Regions from separate parts of the Homo sapiens genome. Here region 2 is linked to region 1. A link is an interaction called in ENCODE POLR2A ChIA-PET data of the cell type or tissue named here. Cell type or tissue: MCF 10A. All regions are shown on one strand. Links, peaks and the distances in the headings refer to the core of each region. The heading gives the core; the rest is flanking DNA.

What was found. ChIA-PET counts read pairs that join two places held together with the same protein. Peaks named below come from ENCODE experiments on the same cell type or tissue, not always from the same donor. Only the 100,000 strongest peaks of a DNase experiment are listed, where the experiment ranks them.
Region 2: POLR2A ChIA-PET joins it to region 1 with 5 read pairs; 3 of 35 experiments call an interaction of 5 or more read pairs at or near these places.

What each region holds. Positions count from the first base shown.
Region 1 is chr12:38,128,304-38,133,691 of GRCh38, forward strand. No RefSeq gene overlaps it. Among named protein-coding and RNA genes, the nearest start is that of ALG10B, 190 kb to the right of the region's middle. In MCF 10A, for the core only: no CTCF peak of the experiment used is centred there; no DNase peak of the experiment used is centred there.
Region 2 is chr12:38,180,495-38,185,882 of GRCh38, forward strand. No RefSeq gene overlaps it. Among named protein-coding and RNA genes, the nearest start is that of ALG10B, 130 kb to the right of the region's middle. In MCF 10A, for the core only: no CTCF peak of the experiment used is centred there; a DNase peak (open chromatin) is centred at 3,297.

The DNA of each region.
Region 1 (5,388 bases), core at 318-5,317:
CTATATGGAGTCCAACAAAACTATACCACTTAAAAGTTGTGTTAAACCACCATATATGTTATTAGTAGGAAAGATGCATATTAGTTCAAAAACCAACATAATTACATGTGTTAATTGTTACTTGTATACTTGTATTGACTCATCCTTTAATCAACATCATAGTATTTTAATATTGAGAGCCAGAGAAGGTATTTGGATACCCATAGCCTTACATAGGCCTTGGGAATCTTCCCCTTCTACAGATGTTATTAATAATATTCTACAGAAAATTCTTAAAAGGAGTAAACAATTTATTTTTACATTAATTGCAGTAATAATGGGCTTGATTGCTGTTACTGTGACTGCTGCTACTGCTGGAGTTGCATTACATCAGTCTATTCAAACTGTTCATTTTGTGGATGAATGGCAAAAAAAAAATCTACTCAGATGTGGAATTCTCAGTCAGGTATTGATCAAAAATTGGCCAATCAAATTAATGATCTAAGACAAACTGTTATAGGGATGGGAGATAGAATTATGAGTTTAGAACATAGATCACCAATGCAATGTGATTGGAATACTTCTGATTTTTGTATAACTCTGTTTCAATATAATGAGTCTGTTCACAATTGGGAATCAATAAAACGTCATTTGCAAGAAAGTGAAGATAACTTAAGTTTAGACATAAGCAAGCTGAAAGAACAGATTTTTGAGGCCTCTCAAGCACACTTAACTGCTTTACCAAGTGTTGAAGCTTTAGACAGTATCTCTGAGGGGTTATCTAATCTCAACCCCATTCAATGGGTAAAATCATTGGGAGGATCCACTATTGTTAATTTTGTTCTCTGTATAATTTGTGCTATTGGTTTATTGTTCATGAGTAAAATTGAAAAAAATATTCTTCAATCCAGTCATGATCAGCACCAAGTTATGATTGCTATGGTTCATTTAAATCAGAATAAAAGATGAAATGCTATAGAATAAAAGATGAAATGTTACAGAATAAATGACGAAATGCTCCTGATTATTGTAAATACAAAGTTGCATGCTGGATTGTGTAAAGACAATGCCAGGTTGGACTTCCAGAGTGAGCCAACAGTGCATGATGTGCTTCCTTCTGCAGAGAGCCTATGAACGAACGTGCAGTCATGGAGGTTTCATATCACCAAGATTCCTATCCCAGAAAAGCAGATGTCCATAACTCTGGGAATGGAATGCGACTCTTGTGGAGAGCCTACAAATGGATGCATGAGGGGCACCTGTTCATATGGATAAGATAGAGCTATAAATGCCCTCATCTTGCCATGTCTCTTCTAGGCCTCTTTAGGGTTAAGGCATACTCCCTTCTGATAATTTCTGGTCTAACCAGCTGTCTAGCTTCACGTCCTGTTTCTATGGATTGTTTGTAACCAGCTTTTGCTGCAACTGTTACTGCTGATTAATATCTTGCTAATGATAGATTACGGAAAGACTGTGTTTCTGTTTTAAGGTTCTGTCAGAAATTACTGATGCACACACTATATTGTAAATTCTTATCTCTGTATATTGTACTTCTACATACAGATGTTGTGTTAAAGAATTACTTCATCCACATGTGACCATTTCACCTCATAATCAAACGACCCTAAACCCCTCACTAACCTACCTCTGCCCTCACTAAACTTCATAATAAATGCTGGTATATCCAGTGCATTGACAGCACCACTGGACAAGAAGGCGGTGACCATCCTGGACCCAGCTTTCACTATCTTGTGTTTGTCTACTATTTCTTGACCTGCTGATCCTCCTGGGAACAAAGACAGAGCCCTGTTGCATTGTGGGCTGCTGGCCACATCCCACAATAACAGAGTTTCTCTTTGTCCCCAGGCTTGAGTGCAGTGACACAATCTCAGCTCACTGCGACCTCCTCCACCTCCAGGGTTCAAGCAATTCTCGTGTCTCAACCTCCTGAGTAGCTGGGACTACAGGCATGCACCACCACACCCGGCTGATTATTTTGTATTTTAATAGAAATGGGGTTTCACTATGTTGTCCAAGCTGGTCTGGAACTCCTGAACTCAGGCAATTCACCAATCTCTGCCTTCCAAAGTGCTGGGATTACAGGCATGAGCCACCACATCTGGCCCTGGATTTTACATAGAATTTAAAGAGCTCATGATCCCCTTGAAGTTCTTTCATCATCTTCCCATACAAGAAGCCTAGTTAAGAATATCTGAGTTAGAGGTTCTGTACGGTCTTTCAATCAGGGTGTAAGAAATGGACAGGATCTCAGAGTTCAATGAATATAATCCTTATAAATTCATATCTTACAGATTCAGTCAATGAGGCCCAGAGAGTTTTCATGGCTGACTCATAGCATAGCTGGTGGAGACCTATATCTTGGTTTTCTGAATCCCAGTTCTCACACAGTGTTGTGTTAATATACTGTGTTTAAAAGAAATGTAAAGAAGGAGAGAGGACTGTGAAGAGACTGGCTGGGGGCAAAAAAAGCAATAGTTATTCATAGGATGTATAGATTGGCTATTACTCAGCTTCTTTTTTGTGTTCAGCATAGATTAGTTTTCTAGCTTCAGCTGAAAAAGACCAAGCCTGAAGCTCCCTTCTAGCTCCTTACTTTGGATCTGTGACTAAATCCTGATGGATTATCTGAGCAAGATCTGTGGAGAGGCAGATAGTGGGGACTGGGCACATCATGAGTTCTAAATGGCTGATGTCATTAAAAAAAGCCATAAGCAAGAAAGAATCTACTGTTTCCAAGAAGTGGGGGGAAAAGTTTCCAAGGAGAAAGTATGAGTCTTAAAGAAGGAGGGTAAGGGTTATGTAGCAAAGAAGAGGTTATTGGGTGGTCCCTGTAGGGTGGGGGTGGGAGAGGGGTGCAGAGCAGGGCAGGGTGTGAGTGAGGCATGCTCAGAGATCACTTTTGTTTTTGTTTTTTGACCAATGAAATGTTCAATATTTTTAGTTTAAAAATTGTTAAATTTTACTTTTTTGATCAGTGAAATGAGAGATGGTTTTGGGGATGCCTGGGAGCCATCTAAGAAGTTTATTAAGCTGGAAATTATCAAAGTAAGATTTGCATTTTAGATAGATGCTTTCACATGGAAGATAAATCTAAGATTTTTTTTTAAAAAAGTGTTAGAGTGCAGTTGTCCAGATTATGAATCATTCATTCATTGATCCAACTTTATGAAGCTTATAATATAAGCCAGGCACTGATCTAGACAAGAAAAGATAGTCTAAAGCAGCACAGTGACAATGGAGGTGGAGTTATATAACCAATAATACATACTTAGGAGACAGATTTGAGAAATACTTAGGAGTAAAAAATCAGTAGGACCTCATGACTAATGAGGGCAGTGGGAAGTAGAATGAAAAGAGTAAGGATATTGACAGATGCTTGAAACGAATATGTCCAATATCTTAGAATTATATAATAAATTTAAAGGAATTTTCTGTCAGGAGTCCCAGAAAGATTAAAACCCAAATGCTAATACATAAAGATCAAAACAGCCTTCATTTGCAACATCTTTGAATAAGGAGACTACTTTGGACTCTGTTATTTCTCCAAGGCAAGAGATACAGACCTGCCCAACAGAAGTAATTATATCATCTACCAAATTGTAGGTTTAACTGAGAGAGGTTGAAATAAAAAGTAAAGAAGTCTTGCTGGGCCTCTCTCAACAGCCTCATGGTAAGACATTCCTACCAGAATTCAAATTTTGTCAAAATGGGGTTGCTTTCATGTAATTTTGGAATAAGCTTTTAAAAACTGAGAGCAGCAAGAACAGCAAGTGAACACAGATGAGCTGGGGAGCAGAGTGAATTGGGTGAAGTTTATAAGAATAAAAAAGAAGAGAGGATTTTACTAATGCTACTTTCAAAGGCAAAAGACCTAGTTAAAGTACTTATTTTTGCTTTCTTAATTCCTTATCTACTACTACAAATAAAGAGCAGCAAAATTAAAAGAAAAAAAAAGCTATGTGCTGTAAATGCCTTTAAAGACACTTCCTTAGTAGTTCACTGTGTTGTATACATCATAATGTGCTGCTTGGCAGGCTGCCTAGCTCACCTTCTAATCTCACAGCTCTGTGAGATGAAAAGTGAAATGTAATATTTACAATCCTGGGAATGAACTAATCCCTGGAAAAATAGAAGGATTTGATTTTCTCTTCTGCTCACGTTTAGCTGGCTTAGTACTTAAGCAGGGTACCAGGGATCTGTTTCTACTTGTCGCCACAGAGCAGGGAAGCTAAATGTGTGACATGTCTCAGACAAGCAAAAACAGACAGAATTCATCAGCACTAGACCAGCCTTACAAGAAATGCTAAAGGGGGTCCCACATCTGGAAGTGAAATGATAATTACTATCAATAAAACACACAAAAAACGTATAAAACTCACTGGTAGAGCACATACACAAAGGAAAAAGAGAAAAGAATCAAACTTTATCACTACAGAAAATGACCAAATTACAAGGATGAACAATAAGAGGGGAAGAAAGGAACAAAGGATATATAAAAAACAGAAAATAATTAACAAAATGACAGAAGTCCTCGCCTATCAATAATAATCTTGCATGTAAACTGATTAAATTTATCTCCTTAAAATACATAGACTGGCTGAATGGATTGAAAAACATGACCCAACTAGAGGTTGCCTACAAGAAACTTACTTCATCTGCAAAGACACACATAGACTGAAAGGCTGGAAAAGGATATTCCATGCAAACAGAAACCAAAAGCAAGCAGGGTAGCTGTACTTGTATCAGATGAAAGAGACTTTAAGTCAAAAATGATTTTAAAAAAGACAAAGGTTATTATATAATGATAAAGAGATCAATTCAGCAAGAGGACATAACAATTCTAAATATATATGCACCCAAAACAGTAATACCCAGATATATAATATAAACCAAACATTATTATATCTAAAGGGAGACATAGACACCAATACAATAGCTGGGGAATTCAACACCCCATTCTCAGCACTGAACAGATCGTCTAGATAGAAAATCAAGAACAAAACACTAGATTTATACTGCCCTTTAGGCTGGATGCGGTGGCTCACACCTGTAGTCCCAGCACCTTGGGAGGCTGAGGCAGGCAGATCCCTTGAGGCCAGGAGTTTGAGACCAGCCTGGCCAACAGGGTAAAACCCTGTCTCTACTAAAAATACAAAAATTAGCTGGGTGTGTGGTGGACATCTCTAATCCCAGCTACTTGGGATACTGAGGCATGAGAATTGCTTGAACCTGGGAGGTGGAGGTGGCAGTGAGTCGAGATCGTGCTACTGCACTCCAGCCTGGGCAACAGAGTGAGACTGTCTCAAAAAAACAAAAAAAAACTACTGCATTTTAGACTAACAAAGAGATATTTACAGAACATTTCATCCAACAGATGCAGAAAACACA
Region 2 (5,388 bases), core at 189-5,188, 52 kb after region 1:
TGATTTCAAAGCTTATAGAAATCCAGAGAACTAATCATCATAATCCATAACGCCTGGACCAGAAGTCATTGTTCTAAGAGTATCCTGTGGGATGCTAAAAATGTATTACTAACTGGGAAATTTAAAACTCTTTTGCTGGTGATTTTAAGAGAGCTGACTAGCTCATCAGCACAATTCACACAGATTAAGAATGGAGATTACTCTGCTGAGTGGATTCATAATGATCATAAAAATAATTCACAAATGAGAAAAGAGATAGAGAAGGGGAAACATACTGTCAATCACTAAAATAAAGGGAATATTCAAATGGTCTGATTTTGTATTTTTCAAAACAAAGGCAGCTTATTGTGATAGAATAAGAATCCCACTTGTATGTCTTCTTTTGAGAAGTGGCTGTTTATGTCCCTTGTCAATGTTTTAATGGAACGGTTTTCTTAATGTTCAACATCACTAATCATCAGGGAAATGCAATTCAATGTAAGATACCATCTCATATTATTCAGTATGGCTACTATTAAAAAGTAAAAAAATAACAAATTCTGGTTAGACTTCAGAGAAAATAAAATGCTTACACACTGTGGCGAGAATGTAAATTAGTTTAGCCACTGTGAAAAGAAGTTTGGAGATTTTTCACAGAATTTAAAACAGAAGTACCATTAAACCAGCAATTCTGTTACCTAGTGTATATTCAAAAGAAAATTAAACTCATCTACACAGTACCTCGCTCCTGCCAGCAGAAGGAACTTTTAGAAGGCAAAACCAAGAAATATTTGCTTTCCTGGCTTTGAAAGTTCAAAATCAACAAAATATTACATCAAAAAATAGTCAATATACTACCAAATTATTATAAAATAAGCACTTGTGTTCAATTCTAAAATAAATAAGCAAACCAGAAGGAAGGAAGGGAGGAAGAGAGAGGGAAAAAAAGGAAAGGAAAGCAAACTCAACATTCCATTTTATTGATATCCTGTATGATACTTTTATTTGAGCCAATTATTGACATGATCAAAACTTCTTCTTAGATTTCCTATTCTGGAATCATTGCTAGGAAAAGACAATTGTTTAGTTATAATAAATTATGTCCTTTGAGATGCTTGCTCCTAGACACCCCCAACAGCAATATAAAACAGCTTTGGTGTACTCGCCAGGTTGAGAGCGGTACAGCTGAAATACTGGATGGCATTTGCAATTTCTGATCTCTGCACTTACTTGTCAAAGCAAAAAATGAAACAAAATCTTTGAAATGACACTGTGAAGCCCATTTTTCAGTCAGGGACTATCTCCAAATGGAAACAAGCTGGCTGTACCATTTAACTACAATTTCACTTCTGATTTATATCTAGCCTGCCTGAAAGTTTGGAATATTATATGGCACAAGATTGGAATTAAGTATGAGGGAGCTGGACAGTTCAATAAATAGTAAGTGCCGAATCCTCAAAGAAAATAGCTTCTTTAAAAATGACTGGCTTTTCTGTTAGACTCATCTTCAGTATTCCTGGAGGCAACTCTACATTTGACATACATGGTGGGAAACACATTTCAACTGTTTATAACCTCATGATGTGAAACTTGACTACCTAAACAATGAAAGGAAATTTGACTGGAGTTCTAACATACTAGCATGGCTTGGTGATCCCTACATATTGAAGAGTTTAAGTCAAGACTATGCGAGTTGTCATTATGGGCATTATTCATCCTAGAGTCCAAGTATTTTCCTTCCAGTTTCATTGATATTTCTTTCTGCTATAATATGTTTCCCAAATTTTCATGTAAATAACTTTTTATGACCTCAATTGTGTTTTTTTCTAAATATTTTTTATTATTGTTTTAAATATTGTACAATATATACCTGTTTTGGCAAATTCAAATGAGTCATAAGTACATACATTAAAAATACTATTTTTGGTCCCGTTCTATCATCACTCTTGCACAAACCCAGATAACCTGTTCTAATACTTTGGTTTATGCCCCTTGGAGTATTTTAAAAATGCTCCCCCCTTTTAAAATAAATACCTACACACAGTGTTTTTTTTTTTTTTTTTTAATGAAAACATCATATTTTCCTATTGTATTTTTCCATCAATTTGCCTTTTATACTTTCCATCTTTTGGATTTTATTCCAAATCAACATGTATAGATTTTTCTCTCTCTTAACCAATAGTTGAATTATCCAAATTAAAATATATATTTTTAATTAAAAAAAAAAAAAAGAAAATTAAAAATTCTACAAAAAGAAACCCCACGTGCACTTGTATATTCATCATATTGCTATTCACATTAGGGAAGGCATGGAATTAAATTATGTGTGAATCAATAATTTGGATAGAAATATGTGCTACATAAACACCATAAAATACTATGCACACATTAAAAAAAATACAATCATGTCCTGTGCAGCAACATGGATGCATCTGGAGGCCATTATCCTAAGGAAATTAATACAGGAACAGAAAACCAAGTACCACATGTTCTTGCCTGTAAGTGGGCTCTAAACATGGAGTACTGATGAATATAAAGATTTCAACAATAGACACTGAGAACTACTAGATGAAGGAGGAGGGCAGGGGTGAGAAACTATGGGTACTATGCTCACTACCTTGGTGATACGATCAATTATTCCCACAATATATGCTCAATACTGTGGTGATGGGATCAACAATGTCCCACATAGCTCAGCATCACACAATATATCCACGTAACAAACCTACAAACATACTCCCTGAATCTAGAAAATTTAAGGCAGAGACAGAGTAAGAAGGCAGAATAGAAGCCTACACCACTCATCCCCCATGTCAAAACACCATATTTTCACAACTTACTATATTCAAGAAGCACTGTCAAAGGGACCAAAAATTAGGTGAGCAATCACAGTATCTGGTATTAACTTCATATCACTGAAAAAGACATTGGAGAAGACAAAAAAATGACAGCCTAGAAACACCGATGCCACCTCTTTTTCAACCACCAGTAGTGACCACATGGTGCAGAGATTGTATGTTTGGGAGAGGAAGAGCACAGTTTCTGAGGCTTTGCAATAAACTCAGTACTACCCTGTCACAGTAAAAAGCAGAGCCAGATTGTACTCAGCTGACATCTGCCAATAGGAGGAGAATTTTGATTGGCCCTAGCAAAAGGAAAATCTCCCATCTTGGTGCTGGGAGCTTGAGTCTTTACAAGCCTTGCCATCATGAGTTGAAGTGCTATTGGACCCTAAGAGAACTTAAGGGGCAGTCTAGGCCACAAGGACTTCCATTATTAAGCAAGCCATACTGCGGAGCTGGGCTTGGAGCCAGTGGAATGTGGAGGGTGGGGAGAATGTGGCCTACTGAGACACCAGCCAGAGCAGCTAAGGGAGTGCTCACAACACCATTACCCCACCCCCCACCCAGCAGCAGCCACAAGCCACAGAGAAACCTGTGAATTTGTGAGAGAGAGAGCACAGTGACTGGAGGACTTAACATTAAAGTCAGTGTTGCCATGTCAGTAAAGACCTGGCAGAATTCATCACCTGCTGACTAAAGAACCCCAGTACCCAGAATAAAAAACAGTGATACCCAGGTAATACACCATGGGTATTGGGCTCTGAGAAGTGCTAACTTCAGGTGTGACCCAGCACATTTCCAGCTGTGGTAGCTATGGTGAAAGACTTCTTCTGTTTGAGAAAAGCAGGGGGAAAGTAAAGGGAACTCTGTGTTGCACCTCATATACCAGCTTAGCCACAGTGGGGTAGAGCACCAAGCAGATTCTTAGAGCCCCTGAGTCCAGACCTAAGGTCTTGGCCAGCATTTCTGCACTTGCCCTGGGCCAAGGGTCGAGTCTCAGGCATTGCAGAATTTATCACAAGCAAACTAAAGAGTCCTTGGGCTTTAAGTGAGAAATTGATGATGATTTGGCAGAACCCTCCCGTGGGCTGGTGGTGTTGGCAGTCATAGAAGAGGCTCCTCTGCCTGCAGACAGGGGAAGGAAGGGTAGAAAATATTTTGTTTTATGCCCTAAGTGCCAGGTTAGCTACAGTAAAATAGAAGATCAGGTAAATTTTGAAGATTCTATACTTTAATCTCTGGCTCCCTAGCACCTATGGACCCACTCATGGCTAGGGGAACTTGCCACCCTATAGGCAGATACACAAATCTGGCTGACTTTGCCATCTATTAATCCTGGAGTCCTAGGGCTTTGAGTAAACTTATATGGTAGCCAAGTAGTGGTTACAGTGGGCCTTGGGTGAGACCAAGTTCTGTGCCTACTTCAGGTGTGAACCAGCACAGTCTCAGTGGTGGTGGCCACAGGGGTGCTTATGTTACCCCAACTCCAGCTCCTCATGCCTCAGCACAGAAAGAGAGACTCTGCTGGTTTGAGAGAAATTAAGGGAAGAGAACAAGAGTCCCTACTTGATAAATCAAGATAATTTTTCTTGATGTTAATCCAAGGCCGCCAAGGCAGCACCTCTACATGTTTGCATAAACTACTGTGTTATTGTGTTTGGGACCCAAGTCTCTTTGAATACCTGGAAAGCATTCCCAAAAATAATGGGCACAAACAAGCCCAGACTCTGAAGACTACAAGAGACAACTCTTCAATGCCCAGATATAGATGAACATCTACAAGTATCAAGACCATCCAGGAAAACACGACCTCACCAAACAAGCTAAATAAGGCACCAAGGACAAATCCTGGAAAAACAGAGATTATGTGACCTTTCATAAAGGAAATTCAAAATAGCTGGTCGAGGTAATTCAAAGAAATGCAATATAACACAGAGAAAAAATTCAAAATTCTATCAGATAAATTTAACAACAAGATTGAAATAAAAAGAATAAAGCAGAAAATTTGAAGTTAAAATGCAATTGTCATACTGAAGAATGCATCAGAATTACTTAAAAGCATTGATCAAGAGGAAGATAGATTTAGTGAACTTAAAGTCAGACTATTTGAAACTACAAAGTCAGAGGAGACAAAAAAGAATAAAAAATAAAGCATGCCTACAAAATCTAAAAAATAGCCTCAAAATAGCAAATCTAAGAGTTATTGGCCTTAAAGCAGAGGTAGAAAAAGAAATAGGAGTTAAATATTTATTTAAAGAAATAGTGTTAAATAATATTAAACAATTCCCCAACATTTGATATCAACATTTGAGTACAAGAAAGTTACAGAACATCAAGCAGATTTAGCCCAAAGACTACCTCAAGGCACTTAACTGAACTCCCAAAAGTTAAGGATAAATAAATGATTCTAAAAGCAGCGAGAGAAGAGAAACAAATAACATTCAGTGGAACTCCAATATATCTGACAGCAGACTTTTCAAGGGAAAATTTACAGGCTGAGAGAATGGCATGACATATTAAAAAAGCTAAAGGAAAAATAAGACTTTTACTTTAGAATAATGTATAT